Linked DNA regions of Homo sapiens: region 2 is linked to region 1. Evidence: read pairs that join two places in POLR2A ChIA-PET (ENCODE). Cell type or tissue: Panc1. All regions are shown on one strand. Links, peaks and the distances in the headings refer to the core of each region. The heading gives the core; the rest is flanking DNA. Region 1 holds the start of SNORA14A (small nucleolar RNA, H/ACA box 14A). Region 2 has its middle 13 kb from the start of CCL24.

Region 1 (4,394 bases), core at 76-4,075:
CTAGAGTAGGCGCTAATAACTTATTTCTTGTCAGAGGCCAGGTAATAAATATTTTTTAGGCTTTGCATGCCAAGAAGTAAAATCTAGGATGTTATATATAATGAGAGGCAACAAGTTTCCATGTTTTTTGTTGATGAAATTCAAATAAGGCTGGTTGCGGTGGTTCACACCTGTAATCCCAGCACTTTGGGAGGCCAAGGCGGGAGAATTGCTTGAGCCCAGGTGTTTGAGACCAGCCTGGGCAACTTAGCCAGACCCTGTCTCTATAATTTGAAATATATATTTTTAAAAGAAATTCGAGTAATAACTAATAACAGTTGAGTGCAAGTTTTTAATACAGGTTTGTTAATAAGAAGAATGGAATGATTTTTGTAGGGATAACAATTTTGGGCCAGGTGCCATGACTCACGCCTCTAATCCCAGCACTCTTGGAGGCTGAGGTGGGAGGATCGCTTGAGTCCAGGAGTTTGAGACCAGCCTGGGCAACATGGCTAACCCCTGTCTCTACAAAAAAATATTTAAAAAGTTAGCTGGGCATGGTGGGTAGTATACACCTGTAGTCCCAACTACTGTGGAGACTGAGGTGGGAGGATCACTTGAGCCCAGAAGGCTGAGGCTGGAGTGAGCTGCGATTGTGCCACTGCACTGCAGTCTGGGTGACAAAGCAAGACCCAGTCTCAAAAAAACAAAAAACAGAAAACAATTTTGTTTCATTGGGGTTCTGAATTAGTGTTCCCAAACATCAAAATCTGTTGCAAATATCCCCGTGTCAGTGCTCATCTGTAATGAGATTGTATAGGTGACATCTTTGAAAATATCTTTTCACACAAATAGGTACTGCCAAGTTATATTGGTCAGGGAGCATAAATTTTGATGGGGCATTTTAATCATTGGAAGACAGCATTTATAGATTTTTTTTTTTAGATTCCCCTCTTGATATTTGCCTTTTTGCATTATTGCATTGCAGATCAGCCACTTCCAATTGAAGGTTAGATGAGAGCTGCTCAATTGTACAGTTAAATGGATTTTAAAATATGGGAATTTCCTTCATACTTAGATCAAGATCTGAAAAACGCTGCTAGGGCTAGAACTAGCAGCTCAAAGTTTTTGTTTTTTTTGAGCTCAAGGTTTGAGCTCAAAAAAATGTGCAAAGGTTTTTCACTTGTTCTAACCTTGACAGTCTAGGAATTGTATGGCGCAGGTTGACATTACTTGTGATTCATACAATGTTAATTTCATTGAAATGACTTTACCGCAATATAAGTTTTGCATATAACTGCTGTTTTGCCTTATAATTTTAGATTGGCCTCATTAAGAAACATCAAGTCTGCAGCAAAAGCTAATTTCCAAAGCGATTTAGTATTTGGTAATAGTGGTTGAGGGCAGTTCTTTCTTTTTTCTTTTTCTTTTTTTTTTTTTATTGAGATGGAGTCTTGCTCTGTCACCCAGGCTGGAGTGCAGTGGCATGATCTCGGCTCATTACAACCTCCACCTCCCAGGTTCAAGTGTTTCTTCTGCCTCAGCCTCCTGAGTAGCTGGGACTACAGGCACGTGGCACCACACCCAGCTAATTTTTTGTATTTTTAGTAGAGATGGGGTTTCACCGTGTTAGCCAGGATGGTCTCGATCTCCTCACCTTGTGATCCGCCTGCCTCGGCTTCCCAAAATGCTGGGTTTACAGGCATGAGCCACCGTGCCCGGCCCTCTCTTTTTTTATTTTTTATTTTTATTTTTAGACTAAGAGGGCAGTACTTTTCAGTTATTCTTGTTCAGAAAAGATTTAATATTCACTCTGAGCTCAAAATAGTCACACCAGACTTTACCACTGCTAAGCTGCTGAACTGCTGTATGGTAGGCCAGTTAGGATATTCAGCTTCTATTTTTGACAAAAATCCTTAAGACCAACTTAGGTTAAGTCCATGAGAGCAGATACTGTTGACATTCCCTTGTTCGATCACATATAATAGATTCAAATTTTTTGCATAATATCTGCTGGTGAATAATATAGTGAACAACCATAGGCTCCAACTAAGCCTTTTTCTGCCCCCCACATTCATTATAACACATCTTAGTGGATTCCATTTCAGATTGTACTAAACTTTTCTCAACTTCTTTGAAAATGCTCTTATTTGTAGTTGTTTCATGCTAATTCTTCAAACTTGGTATTGACTCCCCAAGTAAACAACAACTGAAAAGTATTGGTAACGTCTTTAGATTCATCAAGAGCCAAGGAATTGCATTCTTAAACCCTCTTGGTGGCTTCCCTGTAAATGCTTCCAAGATATGAGCGAATGCTATAGAAATTGCAGGAAAGTCCAAAGGGCTGCGCGTCTCCTGTGGCTCAGTCTTATTTCATACCTGCAACATCTTTTAAGGGAAATTTGCAAAAGGGAGAATTATCAACTTAAAAAAAAAATAGCCAAGGAAACCTCGACTCTTCAAGGAAGCAAGGAAACGTGCTCTCCTTGGGAGTGACATTAGAGGAGGCCCAGTGTGAGTCAGGACTTCATCACCACCTGGCGGAACCAGGGAGCCCCACCCCATGTGTCAGTGGAGATCATGTGCTGTCTTCCCTCTCCAAGCTAGGGTTTGTCAGCAGAGGCCCAGGAGGGAGACTGAATCTCGCCTGACAGCAATGAACTGATACCTTCCTTCCCTATAAGCAGGTGACAGACAATATTTAATAAAATCAAAAAAGGCTGGGTGCAATGGCTTACACCTGTAATCCCAACACTTTGGGAGGCCAAGGTGGGTGGATCACTTGAGGCCAGGAGTTTGAGACCAGCCCCAGCAACATGGTGAGACCCTGTCTTTACTAAAAATACAAAAAAATAAATTAGCCAGGCGTGGTGGCACACGCCTGTAATCACAGCTACTCTGGTGGCTGAGGCATGAGAATCAGTTGAACCTGGGAGGCAGAGATTGCAGTGCACTGAGATCACACAATTGCACTCCAGCCTGGGCAATAGAGACAGACTCTGTCTCAAAAATAAAATAGGCTTAAATAAGATTCAGGATCTTAAAGTACCCAGAATGCCCAGAATACAATAAAAATCAATCACTATACCAAGAACCACAAAACTCTCAACTTGAATGAGAAAAGAGAGTCAACAGACACCAGCATCAGGATGACACAGATGTTGGAATTAAGATATAGAGAAGAATGAAACAGATGTCTTAGAACCGAAATATACAATAGTCAAAATAGGAAACTGAATGGATGACTCCACAGCAAAATGGAGGAGACAGAAGAGAGAATCCATGAACTTGAAGTTAGAGCAGTAGAAATCACCTAACCTAAACAACAGAAAATAGACTGAAAACCAAAACAAAACAAATGAACAGAGCCTCAGGATTTTGTGGGACTAATAACAAAAGATCTGACTTTCATGTCACCCAAGTCCCAGGAGAAGAAGAGAAAGAGAGTGAGGCTGAAAAGTTATTTAAAAAATAATGGCGGCCGGGCACGGTGGCTCACTCCTATAATCCCAGCACTTTGGGAGACAGAGGTGGGCAGAATCTCAGGAGTTCATTACCAGACTGGGCAATGTGGCAAAACCCTGTCTCTACTAAAAATACAAAAATTAGCCAGGTGTGGTGAGGCACACCTGTAGTCCCACCTACTCAGGAGGCCTGAGGCAGGAGGATCCCTTGAGCCCGGAGGATCCCTCAAGCCCAGAAAGTTGAGGCTTCAGTGAACAGTGATTGCACCACTATGCCTCCAGCCTGGGTGATAGAGCAAGACCTTGTCTCCTAAAACAAAAAAGAAAAGAAAAGAAAAGTTGCTATATTTTGCAAAAGACATAAATCTACAGATTCAAGAAACTGAGTGAACCCCACAGAAGGTAAACACAAAGAAATCTGCACCAACATCTCAGTACAGATAATAAACTTCCTGGGTACTCTGGCTATTGTGGCTGTGGAGCGATCTGTCTGAGTCACTCTTGGACACTGCTTTTTAACAGGTCACCTTGGAGAGTGTAGTGTTCCCCGAGTACCTCTCAGTCCCTGTGGGTTGCGCTGTCAGGCAACAGTAGGGTATGGTTCCATGAGGGTTTTCCCTCATCTTGAAGCCACTAAACCTTGGCAGAGGGGCTTGTGAACCTGAATGACCCCGCTCCCCCTGCAGCCAGAAGGTGCAGCCCCTGGTGCCAGAGCCTTGTCTAGGTGGCCCTGACATGACAGTGACAGCTAAAGGGTTGACTAAATTACAAGTTTTATTCTTTCCTTTCTTGTTACTGCTTTGATTGGGGTGTCTGACTCACCCCAATATCAGTGCTGAGTTGGTTGCTCAATCTTTTTTACGGACCAGAAGTTGCAAACAGTAAATGCAAAACTGCAAATACTTCCTGGAAGATAACCTGTTCCAGTGTTGCAAATGGTTGGCCTCAGAG
Region 2 (4,394 bases), core at 308-4,307, 120 kb before region 1:
GATCCGCCCGCCTTGGCCTCCCAAAGTGCTGAGATTACAAGTGTGAACCAGAGTACGAGACCAGCCTGGCCAACACGGTGAAACCCCATCTCTAATGAAAATACAAAAATTAGCCGGGTGTAGTGGTGGGCACCTGTAATCTCAGCTACTCAGGAGGCTGAGGCAGGATAATTGCTTGAACGCGGGAGGCAGAGGTTGCAGTGAGCTGGGATCGCACCACTGCACTCCAACCTGGGTGACAGAAAGAGACTCCATCTAAAAAATAAAAATAAAAAAATAAAAAATAACCAGGTGCAGGCACACATGTCTGTAGTCCCAGCTACTCAGGAGGCTGAGGTGGGAGGATCACTCAAGCCCAGGAGGTCGAGGCTGCAGTGAGCTATGATCACGCCACTGTACTCCAGCCTGGGAGACAGAGTGAGACTCTGTCTCAAAGGAATAACAATAATAATTACAATATAGCATAAGATTTAGGAATCAGACTCGTTGAGGACATACGTTTTGGAGGCGATTAGTCCTGGATTCCGATCCTGGCCCTACCCCAGCCTTGGCTTTGTCATTGGGAAATTGAGACAAGTCCTTGTCCCTCCTCTGGGTATCACAAAGAGTGACTGAATGACTGTCCCTCATGGTCCAGGCACAGCTCCCAGCCTACAGTAAATATGGATAAGGACCAGTTAGTAAGGGGTAATCATTGCTATTGCCAGGTAACTACCAGGTTGAAAGGGCTCTGCGTGGGGGATCTGAGAAGCTTCAGAACAGGACAGGTAGGAGTTCCCAGGTGGAAAAGGAAGCAGGGGGTTCCAGGCCAAGGGAAGACCAGGGGCAGGAGAGCCAGGTGAACAGTGGGATGTGGCTGAGTTTCTGGAAGGCAAAAGGAAGAGGTGGGCCGGGCATGGTGACTGGGATTTCAGGCGTGAGCCACCATGCCTGGCCTTAACTTCTTCCTTTCTGATTTGGATGCCTTTTATTTCTTTGTCCTGCCTAATTGCTCTGACAAGAGGAAGGGAAGGCGGCCAATAAGAGTCCATGACCAGGCCAGACATGATGGCTCACACCTGTAATCCCAGCACTTTGGGAGGCCGAAGTGGGCAGATCACCTGAGGTCAGGAGTTCGAGACCAGCCTGGCCAACATGGTGAAACCCCGTCTCTACTAAAAATAAAAAAAATTAGCCAGGTGTGATGGTGTGCACCTGTAATCCCAGCTACTGGGGAGGCTGAGGCAGGAGAATCACTTGAACCCAGGAGCTGGAGGTTGCAGTGAGCCGAGATAGTGCCACTGCGCTCCAGCCTGGGTAACAAAGCAAGACTCTGTCTCAAAAAATGAAAATAAAAAATAAAAAAAGGAAGAGGTAAGGTTGGGAGACTGGGGACAGGAGGCAGGAATATCTATCATGTGGTATCTCACATTCCTGCTCCAAATGCACTAGTTGTATCATTCCTTAAAAATCTTCCAGGGAAGGTACCATCACTTCCCTCCCAACTCCCTGCCATCCCCACCCCCAACACACACACACACACACACACACACACACACACACCCCTAATCAGGCCTCTCATTTTGTTGATTTTACCTATTTAACACCTCCCAGATCCACCTGTTCCTTTTTGGCCCGTTCCACTGCCTCCCCACTCACCTTTCTCCAATCTGTTCTGTGCACAGCTGCAAAACAAACGCCCCTCCTAAAATGCACACCAGCCTGGTCACCCCCTGCCTAAAACTTTTCACCAGTGCTCCATCACCAACACCCAAACTTCATCCACTCGCTCATAACCTTCATATATACGTATATATATATATGGATATATAATACTATGGAAAGTATTTAAAAATAAAAATATATATTATATATATATATATATTTTTTTTTTTACAATTTCTTCCCACCACCCAATTTATTGTACACTTAACGGTTTTGTCAAAATGGACTTCATCCAAAAATAGCCACAAAATCACAGATTTAGGGCCAGGCACGGTGTCTCACACCTGTAATCCCAGCACTTGGGGAGGCCAAGATGGGTGGATCACCTGAGGTGAGAAGTTCGAGATCAGCCTGGCCAACATGGTGAAACCTTCCTCTCTACTAAAAATACAAAAATTAGCTGGGCATGGTGGCAGGCGCATGTAGTCCCAGCTACTTGGGGGCCGAGGCAGGGGAATCGCTTGAAACAAGGAGGCAGAAGTTGCAGTGAGCCGAGACTGTGCTATGCACTCCAGCCTGGGTGACAGAGGGAGATGTCATCTCAAAAAAATAAATAAATAAAAAATCACAGATTTAGTGCACTAGCTGTGTTTTCCCCCATAACCATTAAAATAAACCCACAAGTATTAAAGGAAACCAGGCCAGTTCTGGTGGCTCACAGCTATAATCCCAGCACTTTGGGAGGCTGAGGTGGGAGAATCGCTTGAGCCCAGGAGTTTGAGATCAGCTTGGGCAACATAGTGAGATCCTATCTCTACCAAAAATTAAAAATTTGGTTGGGGCCAGGCACGGTGGCTCACGCCTGTAATCCCAGCACTTTGGGAGGCCAAGGCGGGCGGATCACCTGAGTTCAGGAGTTCAAGACCAGCCTGGCCAACATGGTGAAACCCCGTCTCTACTAAAAATGTGAAAAAAATTAGCCGGGCATGGTGGCACATGCCTGTAATCCCAGCTTCTTGGGATACTGAGGCAGGGGAATCGCTTGAACCTGGGAGGCAGAGATTGCAGTGAGTTGAGATTGCGCCATTGCACTCCAGCCTGGGCAACAGAGCGAGACTTCATCTCAAAGAAAAAAAAAATTGGCTGGGCATGGTGGCACATGCCTGTGGTCCCAGCTACTTGGGAGGCTGAGGCGGGAGGATTGTTTGAACCCAGGAGGTTGAGGCTGCAGTGAGCCATGTTTGCACCACTGTGCTCCAGCCTGGGCAATAGAGCAAGATCTTGTCTCAATTTTTTAAAAATAATTAAAACATAAAGTAAACCAGGTGTGTGTGTGTGTGCACGCACATGTGATGTCTGTCACAGAAGCTATCCATGCTCCATGCAAATCCTCTTGTCCTTCCCAATTCAGGGATGCTGGTCTGACCTCAATTGCCACCTTCTGGCTGGCTCAGTCCCCCAGAGCCAGGGTGACCTGCTGGGGAGGTGGACACAGGAATGCCACATGGGAGAGACTGATACCAACACAAAGGATTATTAGCCAACACCTGGGCAGGTCTGGTTGACCAGGGTAAGGTGAAGCCAGGGTTATGTTGGCAAATATTTAACAAACTGGCTCTGTGGGGACAAGTGTGATTAGCAGCGTTTGTCAATTGCCATGGTGTAAATCCTCCCACCACGGCTGAATTCAAGCTACCAACCAGATGTCCCTGAAAGTGAAGTTGGGAAGAGATGCTGACAGTCAGCTCTCCCAGGTCGGCGTGGGCTGGCTATGATGTACCACTGGTGGGGCCCAGGACATCGTCTTAGGGAGCTCCTGCTCTGTAAGTCCTGAAAGACATGTGGAGAGAAGAGAATGACATTGAGGCCAGGCGCGGTGGCTCATGCCTGTAATCCCAGCACTTTGGGAGGCCAAGGCGGGTGGCTCACCTGAGGTCATGAGTTTGAAACCAGCCTGGCAAACATGGTGAAATCCAGTCTCTACTAAAAATACAAAAATTAGCTGGGCAGGCTGGCAGGTGCCTGTAATCCCAGCTACTCGGGGGCTGAGGCAGGAGAATCGCTGGAACCCAGGAGGCGGAGGTTGCGGTAAGCCGAGATCACACCACTGCACTACAGCCTGGGCAACAGAGCGAGACTCCCTCTCAAAAAAAAAAAAAAAAAGAATGGCGTTGAGAAGGAGGTTGGAAGATACTGACTAACCAGAGGCTCACTGAAAACAGTTGTGTGCAGGAGAAAGGAAGAGCTACAAGCCTATGCACAAGATTCTTTCTGAGGGTCCACAGCTGGGGAGGCCCAGAAGGCAGGGAATTCCAGGACAGAAGGGGGCCAGAAGCCCTAACCGCCCGGTTTTCCTGTCACTCCCTGAGACTAGGTGTCATGCTTCTGCTTGTAGGTAGAAATAGCTCCTGATTGGAGGCCAAGAAAGGACCAGATTCTGCTAATCCACAAAATCTGGTGGTCAAGAACTTCACTAAAAGAAGAAGTGAAAGGATTTCCTTCCTGAAGGACCTGCACAGCTGGATTGCTTCCCTAAGACCAAAAAACCCTGGAGCCCTGCTTGCAGAGACCCAGCCCCCTCACTGCACTGCCACAGGACACTGACGGCCTGAGGCTGGAGATGGACACACTCTGCCCACTTATTTGACCCCAACGCTCACGGGGTCGGTTGGAATAGCCAGGAAACGTGTACATTCGGGGTCCCAAGAGACAGCGTGTGGGCTGGGCACGGTGGCTCTCACCTGTAATCC

What was found. ChIA-PET counts read pairs that join two places held together with the same protein. Peaks named below come from ENCODE experiments on the same cell type or tissue, not always from the same donor. Only the 100,000 strongest peaks of a DNase experiment are listed, where the experiment ranks them.
Region 2: POLR2A ChIA-PET joins it to region 1 with 5 read pairs; 2 of 35 experiments call an interaction of 5 or more read pairs at or near these places.

What each region holds. Positions count from the first base shown.
Region 1 is chr7:75,941,548-75,945,941 of GRCh38, forward strand. The region is part of intron 1 of POR (cytochrome p450 oxidoreductase); the gene reads left to right. SNORA14A (small nucleolar RNA, H/ACA box 14A) reads left to right here and starts at 2,236; the gene lies at 2,236-2,369. In Panc1, for the core only: no CTCF peak of the experiment used is centred there; a DNase peak (open chromatin) is centred at 2,524.
Region 2 is chr7:75,824,635-75,829,028 of GRCh38, forward strand. No RefSeq gene overlaps it. Among named protein-coding and RNA genes, the nearest start is that of CCL24, 13 kb to the left of the region's middle. In Panc1, for the core only: no CTCF peak of the experiment used is centred there; no DNase peak of the experiment used is centred there.